Linked DNA regions of Homo sapiens: region 1 is linked to region 2. A link is a contact called in ENCODE Hi-C or POLR2A ChIA-PET data. All regions are on one chromosome and are shown on one strand. Each heading gives the region's core, a stretch centred on a gene start or an enhancer-like site at or near the end of the contact. The rest is flanking DNA. Distances are from core to core; before and after follow the strand shown.

Region 1 (5,673 bases), core at 1,047-3,546, 140 kb before region 2:
GGTGCTGCTGCCACCAGCAAGTGGGCACCATGCCCACCCTGCAGTGGGCAGTGAGGGGGCTAGGTGCCCATCTGTCCCGTCTCCTAAGCAGGTGCTGGGAAGATGGCGCCTGAGCTCAGGCTGCCCTCTGCTGGGTGAGCATAGAAGCTGCTGTGGGGTCTGAGACCACAGAAAATCCCACAGGGGAAGGAGGCACCCCCTCTCAGATTCTCCACATTCGTGAGGTGGGAATGGCTTGATTGTGGGCTGCTGCATCCCTGCCGCCTTCCAAAGAAGACTCAGTCTCTAGGAAGGTAGTCTCAGGTCCTGTAAGTCTGCATTTAATTAAAATCCCTTTCTTTTTTCTTTTTTGTTTTGAGACAGAATCTCGCTCTGTCACCCAGGCTGGAGTGCAGTGGTGCAATTTCAGCTCACTGCAACTTCCGCCTCCTGGGTTCAAGTGATTCTCCTGCCTCAGCCTCCGGAGTAGCTGGGACTACAGGCACCAGCCACCATGCCCAGCTAATTTTTGTGTTTTTCCTAGAGACAGGGTTTTACTACGTTGGCCAGGCTGGTTTTGAACTCCTGACCTCAGGCGATCTGCCAATATCAGCCTCCCAAAGTGCTGGGATTATAGGCATGAGCCACCGTGCCTGGCCCCAAAATCCCTTTTCTGACATAGGGCCTAGCACGACGATGTGCTCAGTGAATATATATTGAATAAATAACTAGGCCAGCGGTTACCTACGGTAGAAACTGCTTCTGTCTTGTTTGGAAGGGCAACTTTATTGTTTTTCTTCCTCAACTTCCTCTAACAGACGCTAACCCCTAATGTCTACTCGGGGTCCTGCCTGGCTCTCCCAATTCCAAGCTGGTGCTCTGGCCTGGGCATCTTCCTCCAGGCTCCCCGGGGCATGGCTTCTCCTAGTTCCTCAGCCCCAACCCAGGTTCCTGCTGAGATGAGCACAAATCCCCCTTTTCTCTCATCATTTCCTTCTGCCTTCCCTTTGAACACCTGGATTCTTGTTCCACCTTGAGCTCACTGGACTTAGAGATATTCTCTCCTTCCTGAGGCAGCCACAGGGTGTTTCTAGCCCACTTCACTATTAACTGTTGTTACTTGACACATGGGCACGTGTCCATGGGGTGGGGTGGGCAGCAGGAAGGGCTGGGAACTTCTGGTTTCTAGGAGGGAACTCTGGGGCCCCCCTAGGGTTGTCCTGGGATAGGACCAGGCCCAGTTTGGGGCTGGGGTAGGGCTGCATGAGACTGAGCTGAATGCCCCATCAAAGATGAACGTTTCTTCAAGCATATTTCAGGCGTTCTCACTTAGCTCTACACAATGATCTCACCAGATTTGGGGAGGGGGAATGGGGCTCCCTCAGGTTTTTCCTATTATACCTATTTCTCTTCCAATTTATATTTCCTAATCAACAATAGAGATCTGTTTTTGATTAGCTAGATGAGATACATAGGAAAAATTCGGCTGGGCGCTGTGGCTCACACCTGTAATCCCAGCACTTTGGGAGGCTGAGTCGGGTGGATCACAAGGTCAAGAGTTCAAGACCAGCCTGGCCAACATGGCCAACATGGTGAAACCCTCCCCCACTCCCGCCCTGTCCCTACTAAAAATACAAAAATGAGCCGGGCATGGTGATGCATGCCTGTAATCTCAGCTACTCGGGAGGCTGAGACAGGAGAATTGCTTGAACCCCGGAGGCAGAGGTTGCAGTGAGCCAAGATTGCGCCAGTGCACTCCAGCCTGGGTGACACAGCAAGACTCCATCTCAAAAAAAAAAAAAAAAAAAGGAAAAATTCAAAGAGCTATAGAGTCAGTAAAAAGTTTTAGTTGCCCCACCCATTCCTCCATTTCCCTTGCCCAGAGACAGTCTGCTGCCATTTTCTTGTGGATCCTTCTAGAAACAGTATCATGAACATAGTTATATGTATATAGGCATGCATTCAGTCAGTATTTGAACACCTGCTATGATTCAGTTACTGTTCTTCTATAAAACATATAAAAATCCTTGTTCTAGAGAACCTATATTCTAACAGGAGGCAAGGAGTCAGAGAATAAATGAGGTAAATCAAATATATGACATGTTAGATGTTGATACATGCAATGGAAAAAACTTACACAGGGTAGGTGAGTTGGGGTGTGGTCCCGAGTGCCTTTCCCCTGGGCTGCCTCTCCTCACCCTGAGAAACCTGGGGCCACACAGCTGGTGCAGCTCTCAATTCTGGTTTCTCACACGCAGGAACCCCACCCTGCCCTGGTGAGTCACGCCTTCACTTGGCTTCCTGATGTTGGAGGGCAGGCCTCCCTTACTGCCTCAAGGCTGTTCATCATCTTCAGCTTATATCCTGGGTCAACGTTGATGACTACTTTGCTGGCTTTAATTAAGTGGTCTATGGGCCAGGAGAATAAGGATCAACATCATCTGGGGACTTGTCAGAAATGCAAATTCTCAGGCCCCACCCCAATACTACTGGATCAGAAACTCTAGGTTGGGGTCCAGCAATCTGCGTGGTTTTTGTTTTAGTTGATGTTATTGTTTTAGAGACAGGGTCTTGCTAGGCCGCCCAGGCTGGAGTGCAGTGGCTATTCACAGGCACAATCATAGCATGCTGTAGCCTCAAACTCCAGGGCTCAAAAGATCCTTCTGCCTCAGCCTCCCAAGTAGCTAGGACTACAGGCGCACCCTACTGCGCCCAGCTGAGCAATCTGTGTTTTAAAAAGCCTTCCGGATAGCTCTGATGCATGATAAAGCTTTTATGAACCTCTGCTCTGCGGAAATGCCTTACCATCTCACATGCCTACCAGCTATGGTCATAAGCACACATTTTATATAATCGTACCAAGTTTTGAAAAATCTTTTCCAAGTTAAATCCTAGACAGGTGTACAAATTATATGTTAAGAAGTAACAGATAAATCTTACAGCCCAATTATTTGAAAATAAGAATCAAGTCATTTGAGTCTGGGCCTTCGAAATTTGACATGTAAGAATATTCATAGAAAATTGACTTAGTCCTAAATTCTTATCCCTAAATCCTGTTTTGTTTTGTTTTTTAATTTTTTTTTAAATTTTTTTTGGTTTTTTTTTTTTGAGTCAGAGTCTCGCTCTGTCGCCCAGGCTGGAGTGCAATGGCACAATCTCAGCTCACTGCAACCTCTGCCTCCCGGGTTCAAGCAATTCTCCTCGCACCTCAGCCTTTTGAGTAGCTGGGATTACAGGCGCCCGCCATCATGCCCGGCTAATTTTTGCATTTTTAGTAGAGATAGAGTTTCACCATATTGGCCAGGCTGGTCTCGAACTCCTGACCTCATGATCTGCCCACCTAGGCCTCCCCAAGTGCTGGGATTACAGGTGTGAACCACTGCACCCAGCCCCAAATCCTGTTATCTAAAAGATGACAAAATTTGAGCCTAGGCAACATATCAAGACCCCATCTCTACAAATTTTTTTTAAGAAATAGCCAGGTGGCTGGGCGTGGTGCCTCACCCTGTAATCCCAGTACTTTGGGAGGCAAAGGTGGGTGGATTACGAGGTCAGGAGTTCAAGACCAGCCTGACCAATATACTAAAAATACAAAAATTAGCTGAGCATGGTGGCACACGCCTGTAGTCCCAGCTGCTTGGGAGGTTGAGGCAGGAGAATCACTTGGACCTGGGAAGTGGAGGTTGCAGTGAGCCGAGATCAAGCCACCGCACTCCAGCCTGGGTGACAGAGCGAGACTCCGTCTCAAAAAAAAAAAAAAAAAAAAGAAAAGAAAAGAGAAAAGAAATAGTAAGGCATGGTGGTGCATGCTTATAGTCCCAGCTACTCAGAAAGCTGAGGCAGGAAAATCACTTGAGCCCAGAGGTTCAAGCCTTCAGTGAGCTATGACTGCCACTGCATTCCATCCTGGGCAGCAAAGAGAGTCTCTGTCTCTACTGAAAAAAAAAAAAAAAAAAAAGAAAAGAAAAGAAAAAAAAAAGAAAAGAAAAAATTTGGAAATAAATTAAAAGTGCATAAAAGTTATTAAAATACTGCTAAATAGTAATAGATAATTTATCTTCCTCTTTACACTCTGCAGAAGAAACGGTGAATGGTACTTATTAGGCAATGTGTAAAGCACTTGACGTGTGTAATCTTATCACATCTGCACAAATGACACACGATCCAAAGAACATTTTTGGCTCCAACTTACAGATGAGTAAGCAAGCTCAGGGAGGATCTTTCCTGATAGATATTTAGCAGCAGAGAGGGCCAGGAATTGGGTTCTGTAATCTCAGTCTGTGCTCATTTTACTGGAAGCCACATGTGTAGATACTGGTATTATCTGAGCCTAATCCCTGGAATCTCTATGGTCAATTGGAGAGAGGCTTAGGGAGGTCAGGGGATAGACAGGTCTTGGCCAGAGTCCACCTCACAGTGGGTCAGGTAGGATCCCAGGCACACCGTGTGGCTATTTTGCCAGCCTTGCTGTCCTTATCCGAGGAATGCGGTCTGTCATGGTGGGAATGCCCAGTTAGAATCCTTGAAAGGGCCACCTACAACCAAGATAATAACCTAAAAACAATTCTGTGGAGGAAGACGCGGTCGTAGGTGCTGAGGATTTCTCGTTCAGACGCTCCTGCTCCTGACTTACCGCTGTTCACTCTCGCCGAGGAACAAGTCGGTCAGGAAGCCGCGCAGCAGCCTTGGCTTTTAAGGATACCGGAAAACACCCGTGGAGCCGGAGGTGGCCATTCACCAAATTCGAATCACCCTAACAAGCCGCAATGTAAAATCCCTGGAAAAGGTGTGTGATGACTTAATCAGAGGCGCAAAGGAAAAGAATCTCAAAGTGAAAGGACCAGTTCGAATGCCTGCCAAGACTTTGAGAATCACTACAAGAAAAACTACTTGTGGTGAAGATTCTAAGACCTGGGATCATTTCCAGATGAGAATTCACAAGCGACTCATTGACTTGCACAGTCCTTCTGAGATTGTTAAGCAGATTACTTCCATCAGTATTGAGCCAGGAGTTGAGGTGGAAGTTACCATTGCAGATGCTTAAGTCAACTATTTTAATAAATTGATTACCAGTTGTTAAAAAAAAAACAATTCTGTGCCTGATGACATTGCAGAAATTAGTTCCATAAAGATTTGAAAGATGCAGGGCTACTGATTTCCATAACACCATTATTACCTCACCTATTTGGTCAGTGCAAGAGGCAAATGTTGGTGGAGAATGAAGGTGGATTAACACAAACATATTCATGGGTTTGCTTATCCCGCCCACAGCACTTCCTCCAGCACCATATATTCATAGATTTACAAATGCTTATTCAATTGCAATGATGTCTTACATACAAATTATTTGTCCATGGGCATGTTTTCATGATAAAAGATGTTAAGCTATGGGCCATGGCTATGGAGTTCCTGCTTACTACATGCCACATCTCCTAGCAGCAGGCAGCTTCACAGAAGGTAGTGGAAAGACCTGCCGCAGCCTTAATTATGGTGGCAGTGTGGGCTCCACATCTACGACTTTACAATGTGTAGTGAACCTTTGGATACCTCTCAGAATTTCCCATCAGGACCTAAGCAGTGATTCCATGAGCTGCTAGAGTATGGACTGCTAATGATTCACAGGTGAAACCTCTTCCAAGAATGTCCTTGGCCCACAGGAACAGTCTTACCCAAGGTCATGCACCCTTCCCAGTG
Region 2 (6,022 bases), core at 3,502-6,001:
CCTCATAACAACCTTAGGTAGTTATTATTATTTCCCCATTTTACAGCCAAGAAAATTAAGATAGTGTCAAATTCTCATTATGTACCAGGCCACTGTGCTATATAAACTTTACATGCATCACCTTATTTAATTCTCATAATAGCCTTACGAGGGAGGCACTGAGGCTTAGAGGGATGAGGAGATCTGCCCAAGCTAGTGAGAGAAGGAGCTGGGGTGAACACTTACACTTTTCACCCTAGATCTTAATCGTTGTCTAACACCGTCTCCTTCCACTTTGTGATACCTAGCCATAATCCAACTGCTCAGAGATGGGCAGTGCAGTGAATGCTCTTATACCCTGCCCAGATATCCTTTCTGAGGGACCCCTTACAGCCATGAGAGAAGGATGCTACGGGCTATATATGCCCTTCTCTGGGGACCAGCCCCTGCCCAGAAATGCCTGCGAAGCTAAGCCCTCCATCTCTTCCCACAGCCAATGGCTGACTGATACTGGAGCATAGAGGCCTGGTCCTTGCTCAAAATGTGACAACTCTGAGGTGCCATTCACTCTGGTGCTCCTTGGAGTCAGGAGAGGCAAGACTTCAGCTGAAACCACCTCTTTACTTGGTTCTCCCCCTGCCCTGCCCTGTCCTTGCTTCCCGATGGCTGTCTCTTAAGAATCCTACCCCAGGAAATCACTTACACAGGAGACCCTGAGTCAGGCTCTGCTTCTAGGAGCCTCACCTCAGAGGCAGACAGGCTTTATCAAGCACCATGTTTTGGACCGCAACCAAAGCGGCTTAGAGGAAGCTTCTGAACTGATATTTGTTGGCTTTTAAAATAAAAGTATGTTTGTCCTTTAAACAACCCCACATTTTTGCCTAAGTGCTTCATTTAGGTAAAAAATGGAAAACAGCGGTCTTAACACTTACTTCACTAAAGAAGCTTTGCGACACAGTTTGTCAGCACCCCTGTAGTAATTCACCAACTGTACCAGCCCGGGCTCGTGACCTAGGAAGGAAAGAGGAGGCTCAGAAGGGACACAGGACACAGCAAGCAGGAGAGAGGACAGCTGTGTCATGCCCAGCTTTTCTCTCTCTCATCTCAGGATTGGCTGTTAGAAAATGGAAAATGGAACAATTTTGTTTCTCTGTCCCCAGGGACCCTCTTTCTCTCAGTATTCCGCTGGCAACCTTCATTCTCCCCACAGTGGATATTATATCAACATCGTAGGTTTGCCAAAACTGCTGCTACCTTTGTCTGTTTTTTCTTGTTAGGGTAGAGGGTATTGAGGGTATTTTTTCATTTCACCTCTCCCTGACTGCACACTGCATTCCGCTCCTGGCTTAACACATATAGACTTGTCACTCTGTACAATAAGGCTACTTTAACAGTCACGCTTTCCACATCCGTAACCTGGCTTTCCATACCAAGGAAGGAAGGAGAACTAGAATGATGCTGGTCTCAAGCAAGTCTATCTCTGCAAGCTTCTAGGTGAAGGAAGGTAGTGGAGAGGCCATGTCTACAAAATCAGAAGCCCTGAGAGCTTTCTTCTGTGCCGCATTCCATGGGGAAACTCATTTTCAACAGCTCTTATTACATGTGGCTTTTTTTTATAGAATTAGAGCAGAAAGGACACAAAGAAAAACAATTTTTATTAAAAATAAAAAGTGTTTTCAGCCAGACACAGTGGCTCATGCCTGTTATCCCAGCACTCTGGGAGGCTGAGGTGGGTAAGTCACCTGAGATCAGGAGTTCAAGACCAGCTTGGCCAACATGGCAAAACCCCATCTCTACTAAAAACACAAAAACTAGCTGGGCGTGGTGGCGCACACCGGTAATTCTAGCTACTTGGGAGGCTGAGGCATGAGAATCACTTGAACCTGGGAGGCAGAGGTTGCAGTGAGCCAAGATCCCACCACTGCACTCCAGCCTGGGCGACAGAGCAAGACTTCATCTCAAAAATAAAATAAAATAAAAAATGTTTTGTTTCAAATCTTAATAAAACACACTGTATTTCCAGTAACAAAATCAAAGTAAGACCAAAGGAATTTTCAGTTGAAAATGCCAGAAGAAAGAATAATTTCTCTGAGAATGGCATACAGTCAAATCAAAAGTTTCAGGCAGGCATTAGCTGGCTCTCACTGGTCTCCCTGAGCAGACAGACCTGATTCCCACCTGAACTGCCTACATTCTTATCCACAGGGCACCTGCCTTCCTGAGCCTTTACCTAGCTCTATAAATCTTCTCCTTGGCTTTCATGTAGTACACTTTAAGCAAAAGGTAAATATCCCTTAACAGTGATGGCATATAACCAATTTTGTTGTAGGATGCTGTTTTCTTTCCCATAAAAACCAAATGTTGGCCGGGCACGGTGGTTCATGCCTGTAATCCCAGCACTTTGGGAGGACGAAGTGGGCGGATCACCTGAGGTCAGGAGTTCGAGACCAGCCTGACCAACACGGCAAAACCTTGTCTCTACCAAAAATACAAAAAATTAGCTGGGCATGGTGATGCGCGCCTGTAATCCCAGCTACTTGGGAGGCTGAGGCAGGAGAATTGCTTGAACCCAGGAGGGAGAGGTTGCAGTGAGCCAAAATTGCACCACTGCACTCCAGCCTGGGCGACAGAGTGAGACTCTGTCGCAAAACAAACAGACAAACAAAAAACAAAACTACAAAAAAAAAAAAAAACACATACAAACAAAAAGCTCAAACGTTTACTGATCATCTCCTGAATTTGTGGTATCTGTTCAGGATTCAAATTCTGGAGGCTTCTGCTTCTCACTCCTAGGCTTAAGCACCAGGGTAATGCCAGTCACTCCTACCTCTGCCTGGGCGGAGCCATGTTTGTTGTTTTTAATGTTATGATTCCACCTAAGCTTTCACAGCTAGGCACTGCCAAGAATATAGAGGGAAGTCAGGAAGTCTGGAAGGGGAAGTGGACAATGCAAGGAACAAATAATTGTTCTCAACTATAAGCAATTCTTCCTCTCCTTTCAGATCATGAATTCTCTTTGCTAGGGTCTTCCTGACACCGGTTAACCAAAGGGAGCCTCCAGGCACAGTCTCCATATTCTAAGATTTCTGGGTGTTCAAATGGGTCCTTCCATGGAGTCACCATTCTACATCATAAACTTGTATACCAATGAAAAGTTGTCCCAGGTACTATTCAAAAGAAGAAAATCCAGCAACTTTACACTGCAGCTCTTCATTCCTCCAACGATTTGAGTTTTACACAGCCCCCTCCCAAAGGCTCTGTCTATGGAAGCTCATAAATGACCAGTCAATTCCAAATGGCCCGTATTCAGTTTTTACCCATTTGAATTCTGACCACACCTATTTCTAAAAACTGTTTTCTCTCCTGGACATAGAACATTGCTCTCTCTGGGTTGCCCTCCAAGGTAGAGGTGACTCTTCCTCCGTATCGATTCTCCCCTTGTCTTTGGAATACAATTGGCCCCCACCTCTGGTGAATTCTGGCAAGGAACATGGCTCCCCGGAGAGAAGATGCAATTCCCAGATGACTGTGCAGAGAGGGAGGCCATGAGACTATGCTCAGGTCAATAGGATGTGAGTTGAACCGATCTGGGCAACTTCTGGATGACATCACTTACAAAGGAGCCGCTAGTCCCCTCCTATCTCCTGCGCTTTCCTACCCGTGGACATGTGGGTATGGTGGTGCCCAGCCAGCTTCAACCATGTGGATGAAGGTAATTCCCTCGGGGAGAGCAGGGAAGACAGGGAGGGCGAACGCAGCCTCGTGTAAGATCTTAATCCAATGCAGAACTGCGAAAACACATTATTTGGTGAAACTAAGGAAAGGTTTATAATCAGACATCCCTCCACACTTCCCTGGGCTAGGGTCTCTTCTGCAGCTCCTGCTTTTGGAATCCGGGGGTCTTTTCCAAATCCTCTGATCGCTCCTCCGCGCCTTCGGGGGGCAGAAGCCTCAGGGGTTTCAACACCTACGGCTCCCCCGCCCGCGCCCACGCCAAGCAGGGAGAAATCCTCAGTGCAGACGAGCTGCAAAAGATGACTCCAGCCGCCCGCTCTGCGGAGCCGCGCCCAGCGCGGCGGACCCGCCAAATCTGGGGGCTTCGGCCCGGGGGAGCCGCTAGACTCGCGCCTCAGGTCCCAGCCCCGGCGGCCAGCGTCTCCCGGGCTGCAGGGACCGGTCACCGTCGGGAGGTAGCTGCGGCCCCGAGTGGCCGCACCGCGACTCCGACTCTAAATCCAAGTTAGGAGACAAGAAAGCATTAAAAACGACAGGTTTCGATCTTTCCGAATCCGTTTCTGATGTGCCCGACAAGCGACAGAGGAGAAAATGTATGACCTTTAAAAACAAAAGCGCCGGTTCTAACGGGCCGCGGGAGGCGCGCAGGGCCGCTCCGAGGAGGGCAGACGGGAATCGGGGAGGGGCTCACCCAGTCTCCCGAAGGGCAGCCGATTCCTCTCTCCCAGCATCAGGTTGAATCTGGGGTTGTCTCGCCGCAGCCTCTTCCAGTGGCCGGTGGCGAGGAGCAGCCGGGAGACCTCGGCGTAGACGCTGCTGTTCTCATCGCGTACCACGAAGGTGTACATGGCGAAGCGCCGCGCGCCCGGGCCGCCGGGCAGCCGCCGCAGGGACCAGGCGGCCGAGAAGGCGGCTCAGCGCGGACCCCGCCCGGGCGCCCGCCGCGGCCCGGCCCCCGCCGCCCGCGCCGGCTACCGCGCCTCTCGGGTGCCGGCGGCGCCGCGCCCGGGCGCCCGCCGGGTGCCGGAGAGGAAAGCGCCGCTCGCACGCCCGCCCCCGCCGGCGCGGCCCCGCCTCTGTCCCGTGATTCCGCGCGGCCCGGCCCCGCCGCGCTCTGGAGGAGCCCGTGGGCGGCGGCGCCGCGCCCTTTCCGTACCCTCCCCCGGGGGCGGCGGCGGCGCAGGGTTGGAGACCCGCGGCGGTGGGCGCGGCTTTACCGCAGCGGGCGGACTGTGCGGTGGAACCGGAGCCCGGGCCTGGGGTGGTTCTTTCCGAGCCCCGGGTCGCAGCCGGGGGGCGGTGCCGGCGGAAGATCCCAGTTTGCAGGGCTCGATCTGGGTTTTTCTTCTATTGCCAAAGGACCTTTAATGGATAAAACCCAAAAGTTCTAAGGCCCGGTCCTGTGGCCTAATGAAGAAGCGCTTCCTCTTCCTCTTTGCTTAACGACTACGGAGACCCGGAGCGTCGGTTTTGTTTGTGTCGAGTGCTCCTTCCTTCGGCTGAGCCCAGGGTGGCGCACGGCCAAGGGGATGACCTTAGACTCTGCTGGTGGAAGCAGGTCCCAAACCGACCCCCTGGAGCCCTGGGCTCCGCTCTTTTCCTGCCTTTTACCGGCATTCAGCCACTTGCTTTCCCTTCTCCGGACCTCGATTTCCCCTTATGAGCGGCGGAGAGTGGCTCTTAAAAGTCCCTTCGGTTCTGATAGCCCACTCTGAAGACTGTGCTGCTGCATTTGAGATACAAAGAGAAGGCAATGATCATCAGAGCTCCCCCAAACTTCCTACAGTCCCTCATAAATTACCCACATCAGCCCTGCGCCTTGCATCTTTTACTCTCCTGTAGATAAAGAACACCCTGGGGCCTCTCCCCTTCCTGTCCCCCGATGCTCACGGTATCTACCCGAGCACATTGTAAAAGCGCCCTTCTCCTTCCCATCGTTGCCCAGATTCCACGGGGCCGCCAGGCGCTCACTCGCCTGTCTTGCGCACCGGCTCCACCTGCAGGCAACCGCTGGCTGTGGAGAGCCCGCTCAGAGCAGAAATGGGGCAGACTTAGAGGTGCTGGGTGCTTGCACTCCTTCCCAGCTGCTCTCCCTCCACGAGGGATAGAGTTGGTCGAGAATGCCCTGGCCCTCTCGCCCTCCGCACGTGCCCTGCGGGGAGGCGTGTGTCCTAGGCGTATTGCGGTGGTCCTCTGTAGGCCACGGCTGCGGTTGTCCACAGCTGCAACTTGCTCATCAGGGCATCTTCTGTTGGCTTCCTTCCTTTCCCTGACTACCGATGTTTCCTGGGATCACCTCCCAAAAAAA

What was found. Hi-C counts contacts between places; a loop is a spot of excess contacts on that map. ChIA-PET counts read pairs that join two places held with the same protein, here RNA polymerase II (POLR2A). Pooled maps may share reads with other maps.
Region 1: a map of naive thymus-derived CD4-positive, alpha-beta T cell shows a loop between it and region 2 (3-fold over the local background). The contact joins the enhancer-like site here to the promoter of TTL in region 2. A Hi-C loop is called at or near these places in 1 of 168 maps with a recorded cell type or tissue (naive thymus-derived CD4-positive, alpha-beta T cell) and 7 of 50 pooled maps. POLR2A ChIA-PET finds 5 or more read pairs at or near these places in 5 of 52 experiments (HEK293T, HepG2, IMR-90 and 2 more).

Annotation. Positions count from the first base shown.
Region 1 is chr2:112,621,159-112,626,831 of GRCh38, reverse strand. It overlaps the pseudogene RPS20P11. Among named protein-coding and RNA genes, the nearest start is that of SLC20A1-DT, 20 kb to the left of the region's middle. RefSeq lists an enhancer at 2,213-2,352. Within about 2 kb of position 2,296, at least 10 of the 41 ENCODE cell types and tissues checked have a DNase peak (open chromatin) inside an H3K27ac peak, as active enhancers do.
Region 2 is chr2:112,480,885-112,486,906 of GRCh38, reverse strand. It overlaps TTL (tubulin tyrosine ligase), which reads right to left and starts at 4,751. Exons shown (of 7, transcript NM_153712.5): 1 at 4,406-4,751; 2 at 912-990. The coding sequence starts at 4,562. RefSeq lists silencers at 3,981-4,080, 4,641-5,030 and an enhancer at 5,351-5,420.